Linked DNA regions of Homo sapiens: region 1 is linked to region 2. Evidence: read pairs that join two places in POLR2A ChIA-PET (ENCODE). Cell type or tissue: A673. All regions are shown on one strand. Links, peaks and the distances in the headings refer to the core of each region. The heading gives the core; the rest is flanking DNA.

What was found. ChIA-PET counts read pairs that join two places held together with the same protein. Peaks named below come from ENCODE experiments on the same cell type or tissue, not always from the same donor. Only the 100,000 strongest peaks of a DNase experiment are listed, where the experiment ranks them.
Region 1: POLR2A ChIA-PET joins it to region 2 with 5 read pairs; 7 of 35 experiments call an interaction of 5 or more read pairs at or near these places.

What each region holds. Positions count from the first base shown.
Region 1 is chr11:46,610,272-46,614,665 of GRCh38, reverse strand. The region is part of intron 2 of HARBI1 (harbinger transposase derived 1); the gene reads left to right. Among named protein-coding and RNA genes, the nearest start is that of HARBI1, 4.8 kb to the left of the region's middle. In A673, for the core only: no CTCF peak of the experiment used is centred there; no DNase peak of the experiment used is centred there.
Region 2 is chr11:46,518,789-46,523,182 of GRCh38, reverse strand. The region is part of intron 7 of AMBRA1 (autophagy and beclin 1 regulator 1); the gene reads left to right. Among named protein-coding and RNA genes, the nearest start is that of MIR3160-1, 69 kb to the right of the region's middle. In A673, for the core only: CTCF peaks have their summits at 387 and 589; DNase peaks (open chromatin) are centred at 642 and 2,102; H3K27ac peaks cover 760 bases.

The sequences.
Region 1 (4,394 bases), core at 141-4,140, 92 kb before region 2:
ACCTTGAGACCAGCCTGAGCAAGATAGCAAGACCCTGTCTCCAAAACAATTAAACTTTTTTTTCTTATTTTATTTTTATTTTTTTTATTTTGTGTAGAGGCAGAGTCTCACTATGTTGACCAGACTAGTCTTGAGCTCCTGGCCTCAAGCTATCCTCCCATCTGAGCCTCCCAAAGCTCTGGGAATATGGCTGTAAGCCACCACACCAACGTAAAAAAAAATTATTATTATTATTATTATTGAGACAGAGTTTTGCTCTTTTTGCCCAGGCTGGAGTGCAATGGTGCGATCTTGGCTCACTGCAACCTCCGCCTCCCAGGTTCAAGCAATTCTGCCTCAGCCTCCTGAGTAGCTGGGATTATAGGCATGCGCCACTATGCCCAGCTAATTTTGTATTTTTAGTAGAGACGGGGTTTCACCATGTTGGTCAGGCTGCTCTCGAACTCCCAACCTCAGTTGATCTGCCCATCTCAGCCTCCCAAAGTGCTGGGATTACAGGCGTGAGCCACCATGCCCAGCCTATATATATATATATATTAATAAATGTATTTTATGTTATTTCACCCAGCTCTTCTACTCCTAAGAATTTATCTTACAGGTATATATTTATACATATGCAAAACAAAATTGCATACAAGAATTTTTATTGCAAACAATAGCTGCAGCAACAAAAACAACCTTATAAAAACAATCCTGTCTGGGTGCGGTGGCTCCTGCCCGTAATCCCAGCACTTTGGGAAGTCAAGGTGAGAGGGTCACTTGAATCCAGGAGCTCGAGATTAGCCTGGGCAACAAAGCGAGACAATGTCTCTCAGAAAAGTAATAATAATATAAATAAGCAAACAAATAAATGAAACAATCCCCTGAAATAAAGCCAAAATACTGCTGGGTGCGGTAGCTCACGACTGTAATCCCAGCACTGTGTGAGGCCATGGAGGGTGTATCACCTGAGGTCAGGCGTTCAAGACCAGCCTGTCCAACATAGTGAAACCCCGCCTCTACTGAAAATACAAAAATTATCAGGGCATGGTGGTGCGCGCCTATAATCCCAGCTACTTGGGAGGCTGAGGTAGGAGAATCGATTGAACCTGGGAGGTGGAGGTTGCAGTGAGCCAAGATCGTGCCACTGCACTCCAGCCTGGGCAACAGAGGGAGACTCTGTCTCAAAAAAAAAAAAAAAAAAAAAGCCAACATACTTATCAGGACTGTCCAGAATTGTTTAAGTATTGTACATCCATACAATTGAGCCTTAATTTTTATCTGGCTCTGCTAATCATCTGTAAAATGATTAATCTGACACCAACCACAGTAATATCTATTGTGGGGATTAGGTAATATATATGAAAGTTACCTATGAAGTATTGTATAGATATTCAAATGTGGCCAGTTGTGGTGGCTCACGCCTATAATCTCAGCACTTCAGGAGACCAAGGCGGTGGATCACCTGAGGTCAAGAGTTGGAGTTCAAAACCAGCCTGGCCGACATGGTCAAACCCCTTCTCTACTAAAAACACAAAATTTAGCTGGACATGGTGGCGCATGCCTGTAGTCCCATCTACTTGGGAAGCTGAGGCAGGAGAATTGCTTGAGCCTGGGAGGCAGAGGTTGCAGTGAGCTGAGATCACACTACTGCACTCCAGCCTGGGCGATGGAGCAAGACTCCATCTCAAAAAAAAAAAAAAAAAAAAAAAAAAATCCGGGTGTGGTGGCTCATGCCTATAATCCCAGCACTTTTGGAGGCCAAGGCAAGCGGATCACCTGATGTCAGGAGTTCAAGACCAGCCTGGCCAACGTGGTGAAACCCCTTATCTACTAAAAATACAAAAAATTAGCTGGGCGTGGTGGCAGGCACCTATAATCTCAGCTACTTGGGAGGCTGAGGCAGGCGAATTGCTTGAACCCGGGAGGCAGAGGTTGCAGTGAGTCGAGATCGCACCATTGCACTCCAGCCTGGGCAACAAGAACGAAACTCTGTCTCAAAAAAAAAAAAAAAAAATTATTTTTGCATTGTTGATTGTCACTGTGATATCTGCATAAAAATGATAGTAGACAATGCATGTACACAATTCTTATTGTAGCAACTCACTTCACAGATCTGCCCGAGTTCCATTGGAAAGACTGGCTTACTGTTATGAGTAGAACAAGAATCTATTCAACATTCAGCAGTGTGAACCAAGGTGACTGTACAGCTCTGAGGAGTGCAGTTAGCAGTGATAAAACCCTTGAATCCAGCAGCTTAGTTTTTTGTTTTTTGGGTTTGTTTTTTTTTTAATGTGCTACTTTTATATGAGCATCAGGACAAGGGTTATCTTGTATACAACATATAAGAGATGAAAGCTACGTTAAGGATTAGAAGACTTCTCTAACTTTTGTTTTTTTGAGATTGGGTCTTGTTATGTTGCCCAGGCTGGTCTCAAGCAATCCTCTGGCCTCAGCCCAGGCTCATAATACCAGTAGCTGGTATCACAGACATACACCACCACACCCAGCTAATCACTACCACTAATCATATCTGCACTGCACATGCTCATTGCACAGTGCTTGTTGTGAGTTGATGCTCAGGAAATACTTCTCTTTAACATGTTTACTAGCACTTTAAAGAGAAACCTCCTGTGTTCCAAGTGGGCAAAGACTACACTGATGGGTGTAGAGCTGCCAGGGTACCACGTGTAATATCCTGGAGCTTACTGAGTTTCTTGATTGTTGCTTCTCCGTACTATTTTTAGTGCACCACCTTCTTGCTACTCTACTGGACCTTTATCTTAAACACACCTTTTGCCTATTTTGAGCTTTCAAATTTTATTTTCATACAACTCACACCAAGAAGTGTGGGAAAGTAGATTTTGCAATTGTTTCATCTGGCCATTTCTTCTGTAGCTGTGGGAGTACTTGGGTTCCAAGCTGATTTCTTATGAATCTCTTCACTTTGGTTCCCCCCACCTTTTTTTTTTTTTTGTCACGGGGTCTCACTCTGTCACCCAGGCTGGAGTGCAGTGGTGTGATTATGACTCACTGCAGCCTTGACCTCCTGGGCTCAATTGATCCTCCTACCTCAGCCTACCGAGTAGCTGGGACTACAGATGCACACCACCATGCTGGGCTAATTTTTGTATTTTTGGTAAAGCTGGCGTTTTGTCATGCTGCCCAGGCTGGTCTCGAACCCCTAGGCTCAAGCAGTTAGCCCACCTTGTACTCCCAAATTGCTGGAATTACAGGCATGAGCTACTGCACCCTGCCCGGTTCCCTAACTATTAAGCCAGCTAAAACTTAGCCCTTAAAATTTGACAGGCAATATTGTAAGCATTTTGCATCAATTATATCACTTAATGCTTATAAAAACTCTTTAAGAGTTAAATAATAGCCGGGCACGGTGGCTCACGCCTGTAATCCCAGCACTTTGGGAGGCCGAGGTGGGCGGATCACGAGGTCAGGAGATCCAGACCATCCTGGCTAACACAGTGAAACCTCATCTCTACTAAAAATACAAAACATAAGCCAGGCGTGGTGGCAGGCGCCTGTAGTCCCAGCTACTCCGGAGGCTGAGGCAGGAGAATGGCGTGAACCCGGGAGGTGGAGTTTGCAGTGAGCCGAGATCACGCCACTGCACTCCAGCCTGGGAGACAGAGCAAGACTCTGTCTCAAAAAAAAAAAAAAAAAAAAAGAGTTAAATAATAATAATATTAACATTTTTACAAAAGAGGAGACTGAGGCACATAACATTTAAGTCGCTTGTGTTTCAGTGTTTAAATCAGATCATAGGACGAATTACTTTATTTGGCAAATATTCCTGGTAAGGACTTCTTTTTCTTCCCACCTTGGGATCCAAGATTCAGTTGGAATTATGGCTTTAAAGTAGTTTTTTACATTGTTTATAGTAAATAGTTGAAAATTAGTAAAAATTCTGATAAATAACTTTTCTGATGCCCCTCTCTACAGAAAGAGTAGGAGTGGGAAAAATGGATACTGTAGCAACATTTAACGAATGTTTATTTATTTATTTATTTTTTGAGACGGAGTCTCGCTCTGTCGCCCAGCTGGAGTGCAGTGGTGCGATCTCGGCTCACTGCAAGCTCCGCCTCCCGGGTTCACAGCACTCTCCTGCCTCAGCCTCCGGAGTAGCTGGGACTATAGGCGCCCGCCACCACGCCCAGCTAATTTTTTGTATTTTTAGTAGAGATGGGGTTTCACTGTGTTAGCCAGGATGGCCTCCATCTCCTGACCTCTTGATCCGCCCGCCTTGGCCTCCCAAAGTGCTGGGATTACAGGCGTGAGCCCACCGCGCCTGGCCTTTTTATTATTTTATATATATATATATATATTATATACATACACACACATGTATTTTTGAAACAGGGTCTCACTCTGTCACCCACGCTGGAGTGCACTGGCATGAT
Region 2 (4,394 bases), core at 234-4,233:
AAAAGTGATTGTACTCTGAGCTTTGTGTTAGCTCAAGGGCTAACAGTGGATTGTTTGGGGTCCCAGCTGTAGTCTCTGCCCTCATATTTCTGCAGATTCTAGAAACCTCATTCCATGGACAGATATGAGCTGGGAAATTGGCCTCCTTGCCTCTGGTTAATAAACACCCCAGCACACTGTGCTTTGCTTTTCCCTCATTCTCTTGAGGCTTCACGTACTAACTCGCTTTGCCTTTCTGATATTCGTCCTAAGATTTTACTTCCTATTATATAGTGTTTGCAGTATACCAGGGTGAAGGACCTGTCACTTCTTAATGAATGGCCTTGGTCAAGGGTTTTTAAAGTTTCAGGTCAGAAATGTGGATGTGAAAAAATGTTTTTTAAGACCTTCACAGGCTTACTAGTATCACAGCAATAAATGATTCTACCAGGATATTCTTCGTAGACTTAGTTGGCCTGGAGGTAGACTTTTAAGGATATATCTGTGCTTCTGAATAAAATTAGCTAAGAATTCAACATTATGGAATTCAATAAATTCCAGGGGGAAATCAGTGAATTAGGATACACTGCCTCTTAAATTCTAAACCCTATATATCCCACCTGTTGCATGTAGGGGGCATGTGTGCATGTGGCATCAAAACTAGCTGTGGACCTTTTTTTTTCCCATAGATTTGGTCTTACTCATCCTCTGGTGAAAAGCCTCTGATGGTAAATTCTGGGTTAAAAAAAAAGTCTGTGGTCTGTGAGCAGACCTCCCAAGTCTCCCAGGGAAATGGATTTGGATACTAAGTAAAGATGTCCATGTAGATTGGCTTGGGCCTTTGAGTTTACTTGCTAACTAAAGTGAGTTTTTATTATACATTCAAGTCTTACAACTATAGTGTAATGTGTTGAGGGTATATAGGAGCTAAGCATAGTGCCAACCAGTCATCTTACAAATGTATTAAAAATAACTACCCATGTATTAAAAATAACTACCCACCAGACAGTTAGCAGAGGGTCATATGTTCCCAGGGGGAACTGGCTGACTTCTCAGACGAGACTTTTGTAATGCTAGATACATGATTGCACACTATGTATACATTCTGTTTCTAGCCTCTTCCCTTTTGCTGTCTGCGATTATGTTGTGCTCTCATGTTTTGCCATCTATCGCTCACTGCCCAGAGGCACTGAGGAATACATTAATGTTTTGTAAAGATGTTTTTAAGCGTTTCTGGTGAAAAGCATTATTTTGCACTCTGTGAATTGTTTATATTTGATAATAGTAAAATAAGGCTGATCTACACTGTAGGCACTGTGGTGTCTTTTTGTAGTATGTCTATTTTTTTCCTGAGGTTACTAGCATTTTAGCAGTGGTACCTTGCCTTGGCCCACCTCACATCAGGGGCAGGAATTGCCTGCCAGTCTCTGCTGGCAACTGCATCACATGCTTTAAGTGCACCCCTCAAACTAGGGGGCCCTGCAGCGATCAGATGAATGCCTATCGTTGGATAACTTAAACGATAATTGCTAGTGTGTGAAATGGGGAGGCTTGGATGCCTCTGCATTAGAGCAGAGATGTCAATTTGGAAATCATAATAGAGGTGTCGTTTCAGAACACACAATTATTTTTTACAAAGAATAAGGGCTTGTCATCTCCCAGCCCAGGCATGCGCCAAGGCAGAGATCGGGGAGTTGCAGAGTAAGATTCAGAAATGAAGAAAGCCACAGTGCGTTCAAGTTTATTTGGCCTCCTGCCCCTTCATCCCCTGGCAAACATTGCCCTCTTTCCCCTGTGGGGGTCTCTTTTGGCAATTTACAGTCCAGGAGCATCAGTGGTAGTTTCCCAGGCAAGTAGCCAGCCTCTGGCTTTTTGATTTAATGAGCCTCCCAGGGACCAGACTGCACTGCATTTATCAGGACAACTATGTCAGCACTTTAACCTGAGCAGCATAAGTGACCAGAGGGGATGAAGGTGATGTAAGCAGTTTCTGAAAACCTTGTTCCTTCAGGAGTTTTAGTGTGAGGTTTTGGGCATCTAGCAACCTTGTCTGAGAGTCTTGTCGCCAGTGAGGGGCAACCAGATAGGTCTTCTTGCTTATTCTTCCAAGTCTGGTTAGGCTGCTGATTCATCACTTAAATATTTGTTGGTTTCCTATTACATGTTAATTAGGATGTGAGTTTTGATGGGGATAAAAAGATGACTTGGATCCAGTACCTGTTTTCATGTAGCAAAGACAAGACATAAGTTACTGGGTGACTTGAGAAGGCCTCTTAAGAGAGGTACAAAATGCTATAGGGGCCGGGCGCGGTGGCTCACGCCTGTAATCCCAACACTTTGGGAGGCCGAGGCGGGCGGATCACGAGGTCAGGAAATCGAGACCATCCTGGCTAACACAGTGAAACCCCGTCTCTACTAAAAAAAAAAAAAAATACAAAAAATTAGCCGGGCTTGGTGGTGGGCGCCTGTAGTCCCAGCTACTCGGGAGGCTGAGGCAGGAGAATGGCGTGAACCCGGGAGGCAGAGCTTGCAGTGAGCCGATACCACGCCACTGCACTCCAGCCTTGGTGACAGAGCGAGACTCCGTCTCAAAAAAAAAAAAAAAGAAAAGAAAAACAAAATGCTGTGGGGCACTGGGGAAGAGAGGGTGAACTTCTGGCTGGAGGAGTCAGGTATTTGAGCTTTGAAGGCTTTTTACAGACAGTAATAAGGAAGAGGAACTTTCCAGAAAGAAGAAATTGCCAAGATAAATAACGTAGGTGGGATAGTGAGGGTGTGTTTAGTTTAGCTAGAACAATGGATCCCCAAAGTCAAAACTATTTTTATAATAATGCTGAGACATCCTTTGTGTTTTTCACTCTCATTCTTTCACAAGTATACAGTGTTTGCTAGAGGCTCCATGACATGTAATGAGGCTATCATCCTGATGGCTAATTGAATGTGTGCTTGTGTATTAAAATTTTTTCAGTTTTAATTTCAATAAATTGAAATTAAATATTGATAGTGGAAACCCATACAAATGAAATCTCTTTAGGAGCCTCGTAATTTTTTTTTTTTTTTTTTCGAGGCGGAGTTTCACTCTTGTTGCCCAGGCTGGAGTGCAATGGCGCCATCTTGGGTCACTGCAACCTCTGCCTCCTGGGTTCAAGCGATTCTCCTGCCTCAGCCACCTGAGTAGCTGGGATTACAGGCATGCGCCACCATGCCTGGCTAATTTTTTATTTTTAGTAGAGACGGGGTTTCTCCATGTTGGTCAGGCAGGTCTTGAACTCCCAACCTCAGGTGATCCGCCCACCTTGGCCTCCCAAAGTGCTGGGATTACAGGCGTGAGCCACCGGGATCCTCATAATTTTTAAGAGTGTTAAAGGAGTCCTGGGAGCAAAAAGTTTGTAAACCACTGGACTAGAGCATATAGTATATCCAAAAGGAATGAGAAATTTGGCTGCAAAGCTTGAATACCAAATGCCCTGCTGAGGAATCTGGATTTTATTTCCTAGGCAGAAGGAAGCTGTTAATTTGGGTTTGGTGCTCCCGGATGGAAATAGCGGTTGCCATCCAGACATCAAAGCTAGGCTGTAAAGTTATTCATTAGGCATGGGGCACCAGTGGCACCTTACCTTCTGGGAGCCAGCATTCCCTAACAGTAGAGGCCAGAGAGTTCTAGCAATTGATTGTTTCCAGTGGTTGGAGAAAGTCCAAACATGTTTGTTTGCTTTAGGATATTGATTTTTCTCTGTGATCTGACAACCAGTTAAAAGAGTATCTTCAGGTTATAATTTTTTAGTAAGGAGGAGTTGTCCACGGTTTGTTTATTCCATATGGACTAGTACCCAGACTTTCTGCACCTCAACTCTGATATCTATTGAATTTGAAGTGAAGGGGCCGGGCATGGTGGCGCATGCCTGTAATCCCAGCATGTTGGGAGGCCAAAGTGGGTGGATTATATGAGGCCAGGAGATCAAGACCAGCCTGGACAACATGGTGAAATCCCGTCTCTACTAAAAATACAAAAATTAGCCAGGCTTGGTGGTGCATGCCTGTAGCCCCAGCTACTCGGGAGGCTGAGGCAAGAGAATTGCTTAAGCACAGGAAGCAGAAGTTGCAGTTAGCCAAGATCGCGCCACTGTACTCCAGCCTGGGTGACAGAAACTCTGTCTCAAAAAATGAAATAAAATAAAATAATGAAGTGAAGGTTCTTTTCTTTCAGTTGATCTGCTCCGACCACTTTTTTTCTTTTCCAGAGCTTTCTTTGACTATTTTAAAAATTGTATTCCTAGTGATCAAGAATACAGCTGATACAGGGAACTTCTTTGCACATAACTCAGAATATTAATCAGGGAAAGAAAAAATAGTTGTATTCTTTTAAAAATGTTCAGGATTTCACAGTTTGAATTATATGCCTATTATGATTTTAG